3 separate regions of the Homo sapiens genome follow, and all the other regions are linked to region 2. A link is a loop called in an ENCODE intact Hi-C map of the cell type or tissue named here. Cell type or tissue: A673. All regions are shown on one strand. Links, peaks and the distances in the headings refer to the core of each region. The heading gives the core; the rest is flanking DNA.

Region 1 (5,121 bases), core at 924-3,423, 250 kb after region 2:
GAGTTTTGGGTTAATGCTGGAATAAATTAAGACTTTGGGGGACTGTTGGGAAGGCATGACTGGTTTCAAAAAGTGAACAGAACATGAGATTTGGGAGGAGCCACGGGCAGAATGATGTAGTGGAAGGAACCAGGGGCAGAATGATATGGTTAGGCTTTGTGTCCCCCACCCACATCTCATCTTGAATTGTAATCCATATAATCCCCACGTGTCAAGGGAAAGACCAGGTGGACGTAATTGAATCATGGGGGTGGTTCCCCCATGCTGTTCCTGTGATACTGAGTGAATTCTCCTGTGATCTGATGGTTTTATAAGGGGCTTTTCCCCCTTCGCTTGGCACTTCTCCTTCTGCTGCCCTGTGAGGAAGGTGGCTTGCTTCCTCTTCATCTTCTGCAATGATTGTAAGATTCCTGAGGCCTCTCCTGCCATGCTGAACTGTGAGCCAATTAAACCTCTTTCCTTTATAAATTACCCAGGCTTGGGCAGTTCTTTATAGCAGTATGAAAATGGACTAATAACCCCTGTCTAAAAAAAAATTAAAATTAACTGACAGTTTTACTGGCTAGCATTATTTTTTAAAGTAAGGTTTACTGGGATGTAATTTCCATACAATAAGATTCATCCTTTTAAAGTGTGCACTTGGGTGAGTTTTGAAAGACATAGTTACCAGTATACTCACCGCCACAATCAAGATATTGAATATTTGGCTGGGTGCAGAGGCTCACGCCTGTAATCCCAGCTACTCGGGAGGCTGAGGCAGGAGAATAGCTTGAGCCCAGGAAGTGGATGTTGCAGTGAGCTGAGATCGTGCCACTGCCCTCCTGCCTGCACTTGAGCCCAGGAGTTCGAGACCAGCCTCGGCAACATGGCAAGACCCCATCTCTAGACACAACAACAACAAAAAGATATTGAACATTTCTCTAGCCCCAGAAAGTTGCCTGTGCCCCTTTGCAGTGGATCCCCTCCCCGTTCCCTAGCCCCTGGCAACCACTGATTTCATTTCTGTGCCTGCAGTTTGGCTTTTTCCAGGTTGTCATTAAACAGAATCACCTGGTATTTAGCCATTGGAGTCTGCTTCCCTCACTTTACAGAATGCTTTTGAAATTAATTCATGTCATTGTGGACATCAGTCGTAGGTTTCTTTTCCCTGCACCTAGTATTCCAACATATGGTCGAACTGCAATTTATTGATCTATTCGCCAGTTGATGGACCTTTGGGTTGTTTCTAGTTCAGGGCAATTATGAATAAAGCTGTTATGGCCGGGCGTGATGGCTCACACCTGTAATCCCAGCACTTTGGGAGGCCGAGGCGGGAGAATTGCTTGAACCCAGGAGGCAGAGGTTGCAGTGAGCCAAGATCATGCCACCGCACCACAGCCTGGGCGAGAGAATGAAACTCTCTCTCAAAAAAAATAAATAAAATAAATCTGTTGCAAACATTTGTACACAGATCTTTGATAGACATGTGTTTTTATTTCTCTCGACTAAATAAGTGCACATTTAAGGTTAGAAGAAACTGCCACCATGTTTTTCAAAGTGGTTGCCAGGCACTAAATACATTATCTCATTTTATTCTCAGAATAGAGGAGGTAAGTGAGGCTAAGAGAGCCTAAGCAACTTTCCCACAGCCCCCTGGTTAGTGAGAGGATCCCAGAAACCCTCACTACCAAGCTCCTCCAGAGACCATGCACATGAGCAGGGCTAGGCTCAGACAAGTCCTAGATGAAAAATTAGGACCATGATGGAGGAGACAGTGGTGGGCCACATTACCCTTCCAAGTAAGATCAAATGAAAGAAGAAGAAGAAGAAAGAGCCAGGTGACATGAAAGTGGAGAAAATTACCAGTTACAAGCAAAGCATTAATTCACTAGAAGCCAGCCGTTCTCTTCTGCTCCCAACATCCCTCGGTCCCATGGCAAGTTTTCAAATTAAAGTGCTGAAGGCCCCCTCTCTCCTCTTCCTTCCAGGTGGCCAAGGTTGGCAGGACTGGATGTTGTGGCATGAATATTGTCTGGAACCAGCAAACCAGTAGCCCCACCCACCGCTAGCCCCAGACAGCCCTGGAGCCTGCCAACTGGGAGGTGGCACCGCCACCCTGAGACAGGTCTGACCCCTGCAGGCCCACCAGGAGAATGGAGGTTAATGAGATTTTGATGAACCCGCAGTTTCCATTTTGTGAGGGAAAAGGCTCTGAGCCCTGCTCATTAAAGGGAACTGACCTGTAAAATGAGCCTGGGGATAGATGGCAGGGTAGCAAGGCCAGCCAAGAGAGGAAGGGGGAGAGATGGGACCCCAGCAGCCTTGTTGAAGCATTCTAGCTGGATGGAGAGAGCAGGCCCAGAGAATGGAAGAGATTTTTGCCCAAGGACACACAGCAAATCAGATTAGACCTGGGTCCTGGAAGGGGTAAGGGGATTGGAGGAGAAAACCTGAGAAACAGGGAGATGGGTAAAGAGACAGACAGAGGGAAATCCACTGACTGTGTATTACATAATAATGTCTACCATTCACTGAAGGCCTACTCCATGCCAGGCACTGGGCTTAGTATTTGTCATCCCATTGTCTCATTTGATCTTCACAACTCTAGGAGCTAGGGATTGTTACCCCCATATGGAGAAACAGGTTCAGAGAAGTTAAGTGACTTGCCCAAGGGCACTAAGCCAGCCAGGTCTACCTGATTCCATGCTCTTGATCACCTGCCCCAAGCTTGGGGTGACCCTAGGTTCCATTTGACACATGCCATCCTGGAAGAGTGCCACTTTCACCGTCCAAAGTGACTCAGTTTAGGAAAAATATTGTATGACTGCCCTACCTAGCCTGCATCTTATAAATTGCTTCCTGTGTGGCACGTGTAGCCCAAGATGCAACACACAGCGTGTGCTCAACAAATAGTCAAACCTAGATAAGATGCCATTTTTGTTACATCTCAAAATTGAGGCAGTAGAGCACAGTGGTAAGAGACTTGGGCTCTGGAGGTAGCCAAACCTGGGCTCAGCCCCACCTGCTTGACCTTGGACTAGTCACTTGGCCTCTCTGAGCCTCAGTGCACTCATCTGTAAAGTGAGGATAACCAAGGATTCTTCCCAAGGTTACAGGGATGCCATGAAAAGAGGGGTAGAAGGTACCAACATAGGTTTGCTCTGACTACCCGGCAGATACAGGATTTTAGCCTCCATTTTTTCTGGAGCACAGCATGGATTTCCACGGCATGTACCCAATCTGTGTTTGCCCTGGGATAAAGCCTGTTCCTTTGTTGACTTCGATGACTTACTTTGCAGTTGCCTGCTCTAGTGCCTTTGCACAGGCTGGGGCTTTTTGTTTGCTTACAATAGTGCTGTCCAGGCACCATTGTAGCATATTATCTATGTAAACCCACTTAATCCTCACAATAATCCTCTGTTTACAAATGAGAAAATTAAGGCACAGAGAGGTTAGTTAACTTGTTCCAGGATCACTCAGCTGGCTAGTGACAGAGCTGGAATTTGAACCCAATCAGTCTTGCTTAAGAGTCTAGCCTTTCCAGCACCTCCCTCTGTCCTGGGGGTGCTATCCCACTCCCACCACTGACCCCACCTCTGCCTTTGCCTGGATAACTCCTACCCACCCTTTGTGCCTTTGTTGTAATACCATCTCCTCCAGGAGACCCTCCCTGACTGCTCAGCCTAAATCACAATTCCCACCCATGCCTATAGAATAATTGCTCACCCCACTCTCCCCGTTTCTTCAGAGCTAAATTCAGTGTGTTATTCTCTATTTATCTGATGATTTGCCTTCCCTGCTAGACAGTGCATTCCAGGAGGGCAGGAGCTATTTGTATATTCTGAAACAGTAGCAGACACATTGCAGATGCTCAATAAATATTGGTTGAAGGAGGGAAGGAATGAATGAAAGAGGAAGAGGAGGAGGGGAGGAACTAGAAGCCCCTAGTTCCCAGGCCCTAGGAGCTGCATCTGACGGTGTTTCATTGTTCTGGGATCCCGGCCAAGGATCTGCGTGGTACATGGTGGGACCCTCGTACTTATGACTGACTGCATCAGTAGCCCGGCAGACCCAACCCCCCAAGCCCTGGGGCTCAGGGAGGCCCAATTGGGCAAGGCCTAGTGGCAGGCCCAGGGCAGGTAGGGACCAAGCCCTCGATAGCCACAGCCTTTCCTCTCTGGCTAAATCCTCCATCCCCCAACCCAACCCGAGCCCTCCCTTCTCCCTTCTTCTTTTCCTTTCTGAGATGAAGCAGTGAAATGATTTTTCTACTTGAACAGTTTTCAATTAAGATTAAGAAAAATGTGGTCTGCAGTCACTCGGCAAGAGGCCCTGGCAGCCCTGTCCCTTCAGGGACTGGGGTTTTCTAAGCCATTGACAGAGCTGATTCTGGAATGAAGGGAGTTTGAAAGAGACTTCTCACACCCTCTGCCTTCCCCCGACCCAACCCTCAGCCTCATGACTTGGCCTCCTACTATCTTTCTGGGTAAGGGCCTGGGATCTGGAATCAGACAGATCTGGGTGGGTTCAGGCTCTATCCCGTGCAAACTGTTTAACCTCACGCAGGTCCTCTACCTCTCTGAGCCTTCTTTCTTCATCTATAAAGTAGGTCAATGGCAAACCCTCTCAAATGGTCCCTGCTTCCCACCCAGATCAAAGGGTCCCCTCCTGGTCTCCCAGACTGTGGAAGAATAAACAGCAAGGGTGACACAAAGATGTTTAGCTGGGGTAGGACAAGGTGGGCCGAGCCTCCGAAACCCCAGGGCCAGGGCAGAAAAGAGGAGACAGAGGCTGAGAGTGAGGGAGGCTTAACTGATACAAGAATACAAGAATAGATGGAAGTGGGCTGGGCGCAGTGGCTCACACCTGTAATCCCAGCACTCCAGCCTGGGAGACAGAGCAAGACTCCATCTCAAAAAAAAAAAAGAAAAAACAATAGATGGAAGTGTCCAGGGTGACTCTCAAAGGCTTGACTCAGAGGTCAATCAAGGCCAAAGAGAAGGGCAGGGCTTCTATGTGTGTCATTGGGCAGAGGAGGAAGGAGACAGAACTCTGAGGCCACTTAATTCCCTTCTAATTCTGAAATCTTTATGACTAGGGTAGATTCTATGCTGTTTGAGAATGTTGCTTTTCAAAATGGAA
Region 2 (5,121 bases), core at 861-3,360:
CAGCCCATCCTCCTCCCCTGTGTAATTGTGCCTCTTGTCTGCTTCCCAATGCAAGTGTAATCTCTGGGCACCGTGGAAGCCGAGAGCCTAGTGGAGGCAGAAGGTAAGCAAAGACTAGCCCAGGAAACAGTCTCTAGGAATTCACTAGAGTGGGTGACGCCTGTCACTCATTTCATTCTGGGAATGCTGCAGGAGATGGAAAGCCTCCCATCCCTGGAGGCAACTAACATGCCTCTAGTGGTCGTGTGGATGCCATGAGGCAAATATCACTGCTATTTCCATTATATAAATGAGGCTCAGAGGTGAGCATCACGTCAAGTATTTCAATTGGGAAAGATGATATTTTTAAACTTCCCTCTAAGCATGGGATCTTGCACTGCCCCTTACTGCTGAGCCAAGCTCCCTGGAGAGTCTCCATACCCTCCCCTTGACTCAGACAGGCCACCCTCCCTCCCCTCCTTGAGAGGTGTCACTTGAGCACTGTGGCTCTGTCAGTGGTAACAGCTGTAAGATTTGTCCTTTTAATCCAGAATCAATAACAAATTTCATTTAAAAATAAATTAAACCAGGCATTGGAAATCATTCACCACGTGGGCTGGAGCCCTATATAGCACCATCTAAATGGCTTCCTTTTGCTCATCTATCAATGCCAAGAGTGGGGGAAATACCTAGGCTGCCTGATTCATGGAGAAACTACTTAAATGTATCAGCCCCTAACAATGAGCAATGTAAGCCTGGAGTTGCACCTTTTAGCACACCAATAACATGTGGAGTGAGGCTTCATGAGAGCTTATCAGAGCCCCCATGGTCACTGGCTTTGAGAGAGCCCATTTATAAGGGGGAACAATGGCTTTAGTATGTAGCCGCCTAATTTCCAGAATGCATTACTGAGCTCTGAGGAGCAATGGAATTCTATTAAAGTCTTATCTGCCATGGGAGGGTATGAAACCGGTGCGGAACTCCAGGCTTGGCATAGACATGCCCAGAAAGCAGCAGGGCTGACCCTAGGAGGTGGGTGAACAAGCCCAGAGGGAGAGGGGGGAGCAGGAGGGGCCCCGGATGTGTGAAAATATGTGTGTTAATAAGAGCTCCGGTTTCCAGCGATTACGTTTACATCAGTGAATAAAACTTGGCAATAAAACATCGGAGCTGCGTCTCAGACAGCATTTCCTTTTACAGCCTGGTGTATTTCACTCATTATAACAGGAGGCAGGGAGCGCGAGGTGTCCCCATTTCTCCCCCTTTAATTAAATTTTCTAAATTACTGCCCAAGATTTGGATAAAGCGAAAGACTTACAGCTCCCCTAATCGCCATCGAGGCTCCCGCCCCACCACTGTGGTGGCCCTGACTGTACCGGTTTCCAATATTATTAAAGTGAAATACTGTGGGCATTGCCTGCCTGGGCTCTGGTTTTTAAAAAGAGATGCAGCATCAGGAAGAAATTGGCCCACGGTCAGGAAAGAGGCCTGGGTTTCAGGACGGGCTTTGCCATCACCACCTTGTGTGACCTTGGGCAAGTTATTTCTCTTATCTGAGACTCATGACTTCTCCTTTTCCCCAGATGTTCATCTTGAGGCTCTTAGAATTGATCTGGAGCTGGGGCAGTCCTTGGACCCACACTGGGACGACTGGGGAGCTTTAAGAATATATGGGTGCCCAGGGCACACCCCAGAGATTCTGACATAATTGGTCTTAGGTGAGATCTGGGTATCAGGGTTTAAAAAAAATTCCCCAGGTGATCACAGTCCACAGCTAGGATTGAACACCATTGGCCTAAACACAGAGTTATTAGATATTACTGGACTTGAGACTCTCTGGAGAGGCTGGCTGTGGCCAGGCCCCACCCCTGGGTGTTCTCTTTCAGACTGGCTTTTCGGGGTGGGTATCTGGGAATCTGCCTGCTCACTAAGCACCCCAGGTGTGTCTCGTGCAGGGATCCAGTGGGCTGCAGTGAGGATTCCAACAGAGGTGGGAGGACAAGGGTTCCTTGAATTGAGCCCAGCCAGCCTCGTGGAATGAGGAGGCCCCTCTGCCCCAGTTCCCCTCTGGAGGGCAGCACAGGGAGCCGATATGTGACCTCCCACTCCGGTCTGGGGTACTTCTCTCCTCTGATGACTGATTTCTTTATCTGTTCCACTCACCGCTGGCAGGAGCCTTGACTGGCCTCCACAGTCACATCATGTTCCCATCATAGGAACCCCAGGTCTGGCCCCTCTGCCCATGTGGTTCACGATCGCCGCAGACCCAGGTTTTCCACATGGACGGACTCCGAGCCTTTATCTGCACTCTGCCTCCCGCAGGGCTCCTAGGCCTCCTAGGAAGGCCTTGTCTAGGCTGAGAGCCATGCTTGGGCCAAGGGCTAGGAGCCAGGGACAGCAGGGGGGCCTGGGCACAGGAAATTCATTCATTCTGGCTCCTGCCTTTGCCAGAAGTCCTAGGGAGTGTCCCTGACATTTTTCTTCTGGATTCCGGTCTAAGTGGACCACACAGAGTGAAGACATAATCTAAAACCTAAAACTTAAATTTAAAGCATCTTTTTAATTTATTTATTTAAGACAGGGTCTCACTCTACTGCCCGGGCTGGAGTAAAGTGGCAGGCACTATCACAGTTCACTACAGCCTCAAACTCCTGGGCTCAAGCAATTCTCCCGCCTCAGCCCCCGAGTAGCTGGGACTACAGGCATGCACCACCACACCCAGATAATTTTAAAAATATTTTGTAGAGATAGGAGTCTAACCATATTGCCCAGGCTGGTCTTCAACTCCTGGCCTCAAGCGATCCTCCCACTGTGGCGAATGGAATTACAGACGAGAACCACCATGCCCAGCCAGCATCTCTAATTTTTAACGGAGAAGGCCATCAAAGATCAATCCTCATGTCCCTTTTGTGCAGACAGAGGAACTGAGGTCTAGAAAGACATGGAGAGAAGCCTAGGATCTCACAGTGAGGGAATGGCAGAACGAGGCCAAAGACCCAGGTCTCCTGACTCTAGGCCGGGGTCCTTCTTCCACATGCCACTTGCCTGAGGAGGTCAGACAGGATCCATCATCACCTGTGCAGCCAAGCAGCTCCTCAAAAAACATCCAGCTCTGTGGCTTCCCAAAGAGGGAACTTCTCCGAGGCCCAAAGAACCTTTTGTCCTAGTCTGCTCAGGCTGCTGTAACAAAACACTGCAGACTGGTTAAGCAGAAATTAGCAGAAATCTATTTCTCACTGTTCTGGAGGCTGGAAAGTCCAAAATGAAGGTGCCAGCAAGATAGGTTTCACTCTGAGGCCTCTTCTCCTGGCTTGGGGGTGACTGCTGTCTGGCTGTGTGCTCACAAGACCTCTTCTTTGTATGTGCAGAGGAAGAGGGTGGGAGAGGGAAGAGGAAGGGAGAAAGGGAGTTCTCTGGTGTCTCTTCTCATTATTTATTTATTTATTATTTATTTATGTATTTTGAGACAGAGTCTCACTCTATTCAGACAAGGCTGGAGTGCAGTAGTGTGATCTCAGCTCACTGCAACCTCTGCCTCTCAGGTTCAGGCGATTCTCCTGCCTCAGCCTCCTGTGTAGCTGGGATTACAGGCACCTGCCACCACACTCAGCTAATTTTTGTATTTTTAGTAGAGACGGGGTTTCACCATGTTGGCCAGGCTGGTCTTGAACTCCTGACCTCAAATGATCTGCCTGCCTTGGCCTCCCAAAGTGCTGAGATTACAGGCTTGAGCCACTGTGCCCAGCCTAATATCTATTGTCTCTTTTATAAGGACACTAATCCTATCAGATCAGAGCTCCACCCTTCCTACTTCATTTAACCTTATTTACTTCCTTACCCCAAATACCGTACAGCCACATTGGGAGTTAGGGCTTCCACATATGAATCTGGGGGACACATTCAGCCCATAGTATCCCTCCAGGCTTTGGCCCTCAGATTTGAACCTAAACCCACAAATTGCACTCTACCAAGGCCAGTAAGTACATGTGGCTCGTATCTGTGTTGTCCCAGCAAGAAGCCTAATGACAATCCCCATCAAAGGCAATTAATTGCATCAGGGAGGGGTTCCTAGGGCCCTTCACCCTGCAAACCAAGTGCTTATTAAACACCGCGGGACAGCAGGGTCTCTGCCAATTACAAGGCCCTGCTTGTAGGAGTGTTTTTAAAATCCTGAACTGACTTTAATGGCGTGGTTAATGCCAGTCTAAATATTCCATGGTTGTGAGTAATTAGCTAGGCCGATGCTGTCCAACAGAAGTAAAATGCGAGCCACCTGTGTAATTTTAAATTTTCTAGTAGCCACATTTTAAAAAAGTAAAAGCAATCAGGTGAAATTAACTTTCATAATCTGTTTTATGTCACCCAATATATCAAAAATATTATCATTTCAACACATAATCAATATAAAGCATTATTACTGAGATATTTTACGTTCCTTTTTCCATACCAAGCCACCAGAATCTGGTGTGTGCATTTTATACTTAAAGCACATCTCAATTTTGGACAGCCACATTTTCAGTGCTCAATGGTCCGTGTGGCTCATGACTACCATAGCGGACAGCACAGAGCTAGATGCCTCTAAGGGAGGCCTGGGCCTAGTATCTCCATGGACCCCACACAGGAGAAGGGGATGAGCATCTGTTGAGCGCTTCCTGTGTGCCAGACACCAGGATTTATCTCACCAAATCCTCGTGACAAGGATGGGACTGTTCATTCCATCTTACAGCTGAAACCACGAAGATTCAGAGAGATGAAGTGGCTGGGCTGAAGTCACACAGTGGCTGGGACCAAGGTCCACTGCCCCCAGCCTCTGCCATCAGAGCCCTCAGGTGGAGGCAGGCAGAAGACAGGGCCTCAGGCTTGGGGAGGACCTGCCCAGGTGGCTGGTAAAGCTGGGCTTGTTCAAGGATGCCTGCAGCCTCAGGGGTTAATCCTCCTTGCTTTCCCCTTGGGTGACAGCGTCTTCCTGAGATTTCCTGCTGCAGAGCAGAGGGAGCCTCTGAGGGCTGCCCAGCCTTCTCCAGCTTCAGAGAGGAAGCAGGGCCCCAGTGCCAGGGTGGTGGAAGCAGCAGCAGTAACAGCCATCATCCTGGTCACTTTTTTTTTTGAAGTGATGGGGTCTTGCCAGGCACAGTGGCTCAC
Region 3 (5,121 bases), core at 930-3,429, 330 kb after region 2:
CACCACAGTCCTAGTGGGAAAACAACTGCTGGGCTCTGGGGCAGGGACTCCCACATAGGGGCCACCTGAGAGCTTCTGTGTCAAAAGATCTGGGACCTGAGAATCATATTGACCGAAGCTCCCAGGCAATACTGAAGCTGGACCAAGTTTGGAAGCCTTAATCCTTGAGTTCAGAACCACAACCTACCTGCAAAGACAGGGAATACGTAGGGAGGGCTGGATTCCGTCCTGGGATCCCTTACAGCCCATCCCGCGTTTCACACACCTGTCCCCACCTTGGAAAAAGGCACTTCCAACTACCCAAGGCTTCAAGGCAATTTGATTTGATTTGATAAATAAATTAAATAAACCCTATTTTTTTTATTTATTTATTTTTATTTTTTTGAGACACAGTTTCACTCTGTTGCCCAGGCTGGAGTACAGTGGCATGATCCTGGCTCACTGCAACCTCTGCCTCATGGGTTTAAGCGATTCTCCTGCCTCAGCCTCTCGAGTAGCTGAGAATACAGATCCATGCCACGATGCCTGGCTGATTTTTGTATTTTTAGTAGAGGCAGGGTTTCACCATGTTGGCCAGGCTGGTCTCGAATTCCTGACCTCAGTTGATCCACCCACCTCCACCTCCCAAAGTGCTGGGATTACAGGCATGAGCCACCACGCCCCGCCAATCCTATTTTAAAATACATCCAGAATCCACCACCTCCACAGCCACCACCTTGGTCTGAGCCACCAGCAGCTGTCCCCTGATTCATGGCAACGGCGTCCTCTCTGGCCTTCTGACTGCCCTTCACGCCCTGCCCAGGCCCACTCTCCACCCAGCAGCGTGAGGATCTTATAAAAGGATGAGTCTGATTGTTTTCCTTGCCCTAGCTCACCCTTTCCACTGACCTCGCCTCTGCATGGCTGACTCCAACTCATCTTTCAGCTCCTGGTTTAAATGCTGCCTCATTGGAGGGAACTCCCCTGACAGCTGCAGCTAAGAGCAGCCTCCCCCTCCTCAGTCGTCCTTTCTGTCTGCCCTTTCTTGGTTTCCTTCACAGGACTTTGTAATTGTTTGTTGGTTTGTTGTTTACTTGCTTGGCACGCTGCCTCCTCTCTCTGGACGGTGGGGTCTCTAGGGGCAGAGCCTCACTTTTCTGTTTACTGCTCTCTCCCCGGCACCCAGCACAAGGCCACGGACAATGGGTGTCTGTATACAGTTCTAGAAGAACAGGAGGGCAATAACTGATTGGTCCAATTCATCGTTTTGAGTCGGGCTGCTTAGGTAAGGATGCTGTAGGCGCGATCACCATCCCATGGTCCAGTAGGCAGGTCTAGGAATGAGCAGGGTCTGGAGGTGGTCATGTCTGGAGAATGCAAGGATGGGATGCCCAGGACGCTGGCCCAGGCTCCCCTTAAGCTTCTGACCTGCGCTAGGATGAAGCCGAAAGCAAGGGAGAAAACTGAACATGCCTGTTCCCTACACACCCATTTTACAGATGAATAAATGGGTCCTCAACCTAGCCCTCACAGTGAGCAACTTCCAGAGGGCCAAGTCCCCCCAGCCCTACCCTCCAGACCTCATCCCTGAGCTGGCGGACCTCCCCACAGCTGGCGAGGGTCTCTGAGGGGACTGAGAGGTCATTGAGTCCAATCCCCCACCTCTGAGCCAGCCTGTGCAGCCCAGGTAGAGAACAGCGCTCCCACTGCATTTCCTAAGTCTAGGGACAAGCTTGGTGCTGTGGAATTTGGGACTAGAATTTAGGAGGTCTGAGTAGCCTCCCTTCTCCTCCCTGGGTCTCAGTTTCCCCTTCCTGGGGGCTCTGGGCGTCAGGCGGCCCGAGCGTGGTCTCTGGGGCCGCAGCCGCTCTCCACGGAGCGCTGGCGCCCCCTGCGGGAGCGGAACGGAAAGAGCAGGCCGGGCTCTCGTCGCCGCCGCGATTTTCCCACCGTCTCCTCCCAGGCGCCGGGAGGCGGCGGGAGCTGTCTGAAGGCGGAGGGCGGCCTCTTGGGGTCTGCAGCGCCACCAGGCCTGGAACCACAGACGAGACAGATTCACAGACACACAGAGACACAAACACCCACCGACCTCAAAGACTCCAGACCCCTAAACCATGCACACAGGTGCACCCACCCCTTCCCCAGGCAACCCCGGCCCCTTCCCGCGGTCCCAGGAGCCCCGAAGAGCAAAGGACAGCTGTTGGCAGAAGGCGTGGACAGAACTCGGACACGCGGGCCGGGTTTCCTCACGCGAGTGCGTCCTGGAGGCCGCTCAGAGGGTGGGAAGGAGAAGGGGAGGGGCTGGGCCTGCATAAGTCCCCCATACAAGAGACAGCCTGGGTCCCCATGTAACCACCCCGTGGGTTCACCTTGCCCGCTGCCCGGAGACAGCCAGATTTCTCAGAGCTGGCTGGACACGGGAGTTTTATTTGTACTCAAATCGGCCTCCCTGAAGATTCTGAGGCTGGAGTTTTTCAAGGATAGTTTGGCGGGCCAGGAAATGGGTGCTGCTGACTGGCTGGGGATGCAATCCCAGGGGTGTGGAAAATTGTCCTGGGGTGCTGAGTCCGCTTCTGGGTGGGGCCACAGGACTGGGGTGCCACCCGCACCCCCATGCCCCAGCCATTGGTAGTAAGAAATGCCAAAAAACCTGAAAACTTGTCTCAAAAAGTCAATCTTGGACTCTCCAAGAGTGATGTTATTTGCAGGAGTAACCGGAGAAGTTGCGAATCTTGTGGCCTCTGGAATAATGACTGATAATCGGTTACAGCTCCACCTTAGCAGAATGTAGGCACTTCTCATCTTCCTAACCTAGTGCTCTTTCATTATCTTTACAAAGGCGGTTTAGTTTGGGAGATGGGCTATTATCGTTTAAACTATAAACTAAATGTCTCCCAAAGTTAGCTTGGCCCAAGCCCAGGAATGCCTAAGGGCAGTTTAGAGGTGAAAGGCAAGATAGGGGTTGGTTAGATGGGTCTCTTTCACTGTCCTAATTTTCTTACTGTTATAATTTCTGCAAAGGCAGTTTCATCAAGGGAGAAGAGTGGGGCCAGGGACACAGCTGCCCCATCTCAGCATCACAGGAAGCCCTAAGAGAAATTCCAGGTGTGGGATAGAGACCCCTGGCATGACCATGGTGACCCCTCTCCTTTGTCAACCTCAACAGGGTTCACAAAAGTGTCCAGGCCCCCTCCCCCAACTCCCTTCCCCTCCCAGCCCCCACACCTGCCAGGAACCCCAGCAGTAGCCTGTGGATGGGGAGGAGGCAGAACAACAAATTCCTGGGTGTAGCCCTTAAGTTTGGAAATCAGGCTGGCTGGCTTTTTACTCATTCAGGTGGACTTGCAGCACTGGCTACATGCCATGTGTGTGCTGGGCACTGTGCACATTCTGTAATGAGCAGTCTCTGTCCTCCTGGAGCTTACCTGTATAATACCTCATATTATATAGGTAATATAATGCCAGTTGGTAATCCAGCAATTCCACTGTTAGGTATACCCAAGAGACATGAAAACATACAGATATGTCCCTATATGAGAGGTGTGTAAACCAGAGCAACTCTATCTTGAATGGGGCCAGGTAAAATCAGGCTGAGACCTACTGGTCTGCATTCCCAGACGGTTAAGGCATTCTAAGTCATAGGATCAGATAGAAGGTCAGCACAAGATTCAGGTCATAAAGACCTTGCTGATAATAGAGGTTGCAGTAAAGAAGCTCTTGCCAAAAGCAAGATGGTGACAAGAGTGACCTCTGGTCATCCTCACTGCTACACTCCCACCAGCGCCATGACAGTTTACAAATGCCTTGGCAACGTCAGGAAGTTACCCTATGTGGTCTAAAAAAGGGAGGCATAAATAATCCACCCCTTGTTTAGCATATCAAGAAATAACCATAAAACTGGGCAACCCGCAGCCCTCAGGGCTGTTCTGTCTATGGAGTGGTCATCCTTTTATTCCCTTACTTTCCTAATAAACTTGCTTTCACTTTACTCTGTGGACTTGCCCTGAATCCTTCCTTGTGTACGATCCAAGAACCCTCTCTTGGGGTCTGGATCGGGACCCCTTTCCTGTAACACCTATGTTTGCACAAAGACTTGCATGCGAGTGTTCATAGCTGCTTTCTTTCTTTCTTTCTTTTTTTTAGACAGAGTCTCGCTCTGTCACCCAGACTGGAGTGCAGTGGCGTGATCTCCGCTCACTGAAACCTCCGCCTCCCGGATTCAAGCAATTCTCCTGCTTCAGCCTCCCAAGTAGCTGGGATTACAGGTGCATGCCACCTTGCCCAGCTAATTTTTTGTATTTTTAGTAGAGATGGGGTTTCACCATGCTGGCCAGGCTGGTCTTGAACTCCTGACTTCATGATCCGCCCACCTAGGCCTCCCAAAGTGCTAGGATTACAGGCATGAGCCACCGTGCCTGGCGTGCTGCTTTATTTCTAATAGTTGAAAACTGGAAACAGCCCAGCTGTCCATCATCAACAGGAGAGTGGATAAGCAACCCGGTGCATTTGTACGATGGGATACAGCTCGGCAATAAAACAGAATGAACCCTTGGTACACGCAACAACATAGGTGAATCTCAAAAACATCATGCTGAGCAAAAGAAATCAGACACAAAAGAGGACATGCCAGATTATTCCATGGGTGTGAAATTCTAGAAAAGTAAAGCTAAGCTATAGTGATCCAACGCAGATCAGTGAGTGCCTGTGTTACAGGAAAGGGGTCCCGATCCAAACCCCAAGAGAGGGTTCTTGGATCTTGCACAATAAAGAATTCAGGGCGAGTCCACAGTGCAAAGCAAAAACAAGTTTATTAAGAAAGTAAAGGGATGAGACCATCCTGGCCAACGTGGTGAAACCCCGTCTCTACCAAAAATAAAAAAATTAGCAGGGCATGGTGGTGCATGCCTGTAATCCTAGCTACTCGGGAGGCTGAGGCAGGAGAATCGCTTGAACCCGGGAGGCAGAGATTGCAGTGAGCCGAAATCGTGCCGCTGCACTCCAGCCTGGGTGACAGAGAGAGACTCCATCTCAAAAACAAAACAAAACAAAAAAGTCAGTGGAAGAATGCATCCACCCTAGGTACAATGGTCGTATATATGGGGAGATGTGCTCTGCTACAAGGGTTTGTGATAAAGAATTAAT

What was found. Peaks named below come from ENCODE experiments on the same cell type or tissue, not always from the same donor. Only the 100,000 strongest peaks of a DNase experiment are listed, where the experiment ranks them.
Region 1: a loop joins it to region 2, with 2.1 times the contacts of the local background. A loop is called at or near these places in 10 of 110 quality-filtered maps.
Region 3: it touches region 2 in a loop (4-fold over the local background); 17 of 110 quality-filtered maps call a loop at or near these places.

What each region holds. Positions count from the first base shown.
Region 1 is chr20:37,649,043-37,654,163 of GRCh38, reverse strand. No RefSeq gene overlaps it. Among named protein-coding and RNA genes, the nearest start is that of LINC00489, 28 kb to the right of the region's middle. RefSeq lists a silencer at 2,037-2,189. In A673, for the core only: a CTCF peak has its summit at 2,092 (motif pointing left); a DNase peak (open chromatin) is centred at 2,083.
Region 2 is chr20:37,894,308-37,899,428 of GRCh38, reverse strand. It overlaps LOC124904896 (a long non-coding RNA gene), which reads left to right. Exons shown (of 3, transcript XR_007067576.1): 3 at 1-1,148. Among named protein-coding and RNA genes, the nearest start is that of VSTM2L, 6.3 kb to the left of the region's middle. RefSeq lists a silencer at 2,021-2,070. In A673, for the core only: a CTCF peak has its summit at 2,048 (motif pointing right); DNase peaks (open chromatin) are centred at 1,028, 2,068 and 2,358; H3K4me3 peaks cover 392 bases; H3K27ac peaks cover 1,581 bases.
Region 3 is chr20:37,561,374-37,566,494 of GRCh38, reverse strand. No RefSeq gene overlaps it. Among named protein-coding and RNA genes, the nearest start is that of LINC01746, 7.2 kb to the left of the region's middle. In A673, for the core only: CTCF peaks have their summits at 1,668 and 1,871 (motif pointing left); a DNase peak (open chromatin) is centred at 1,894.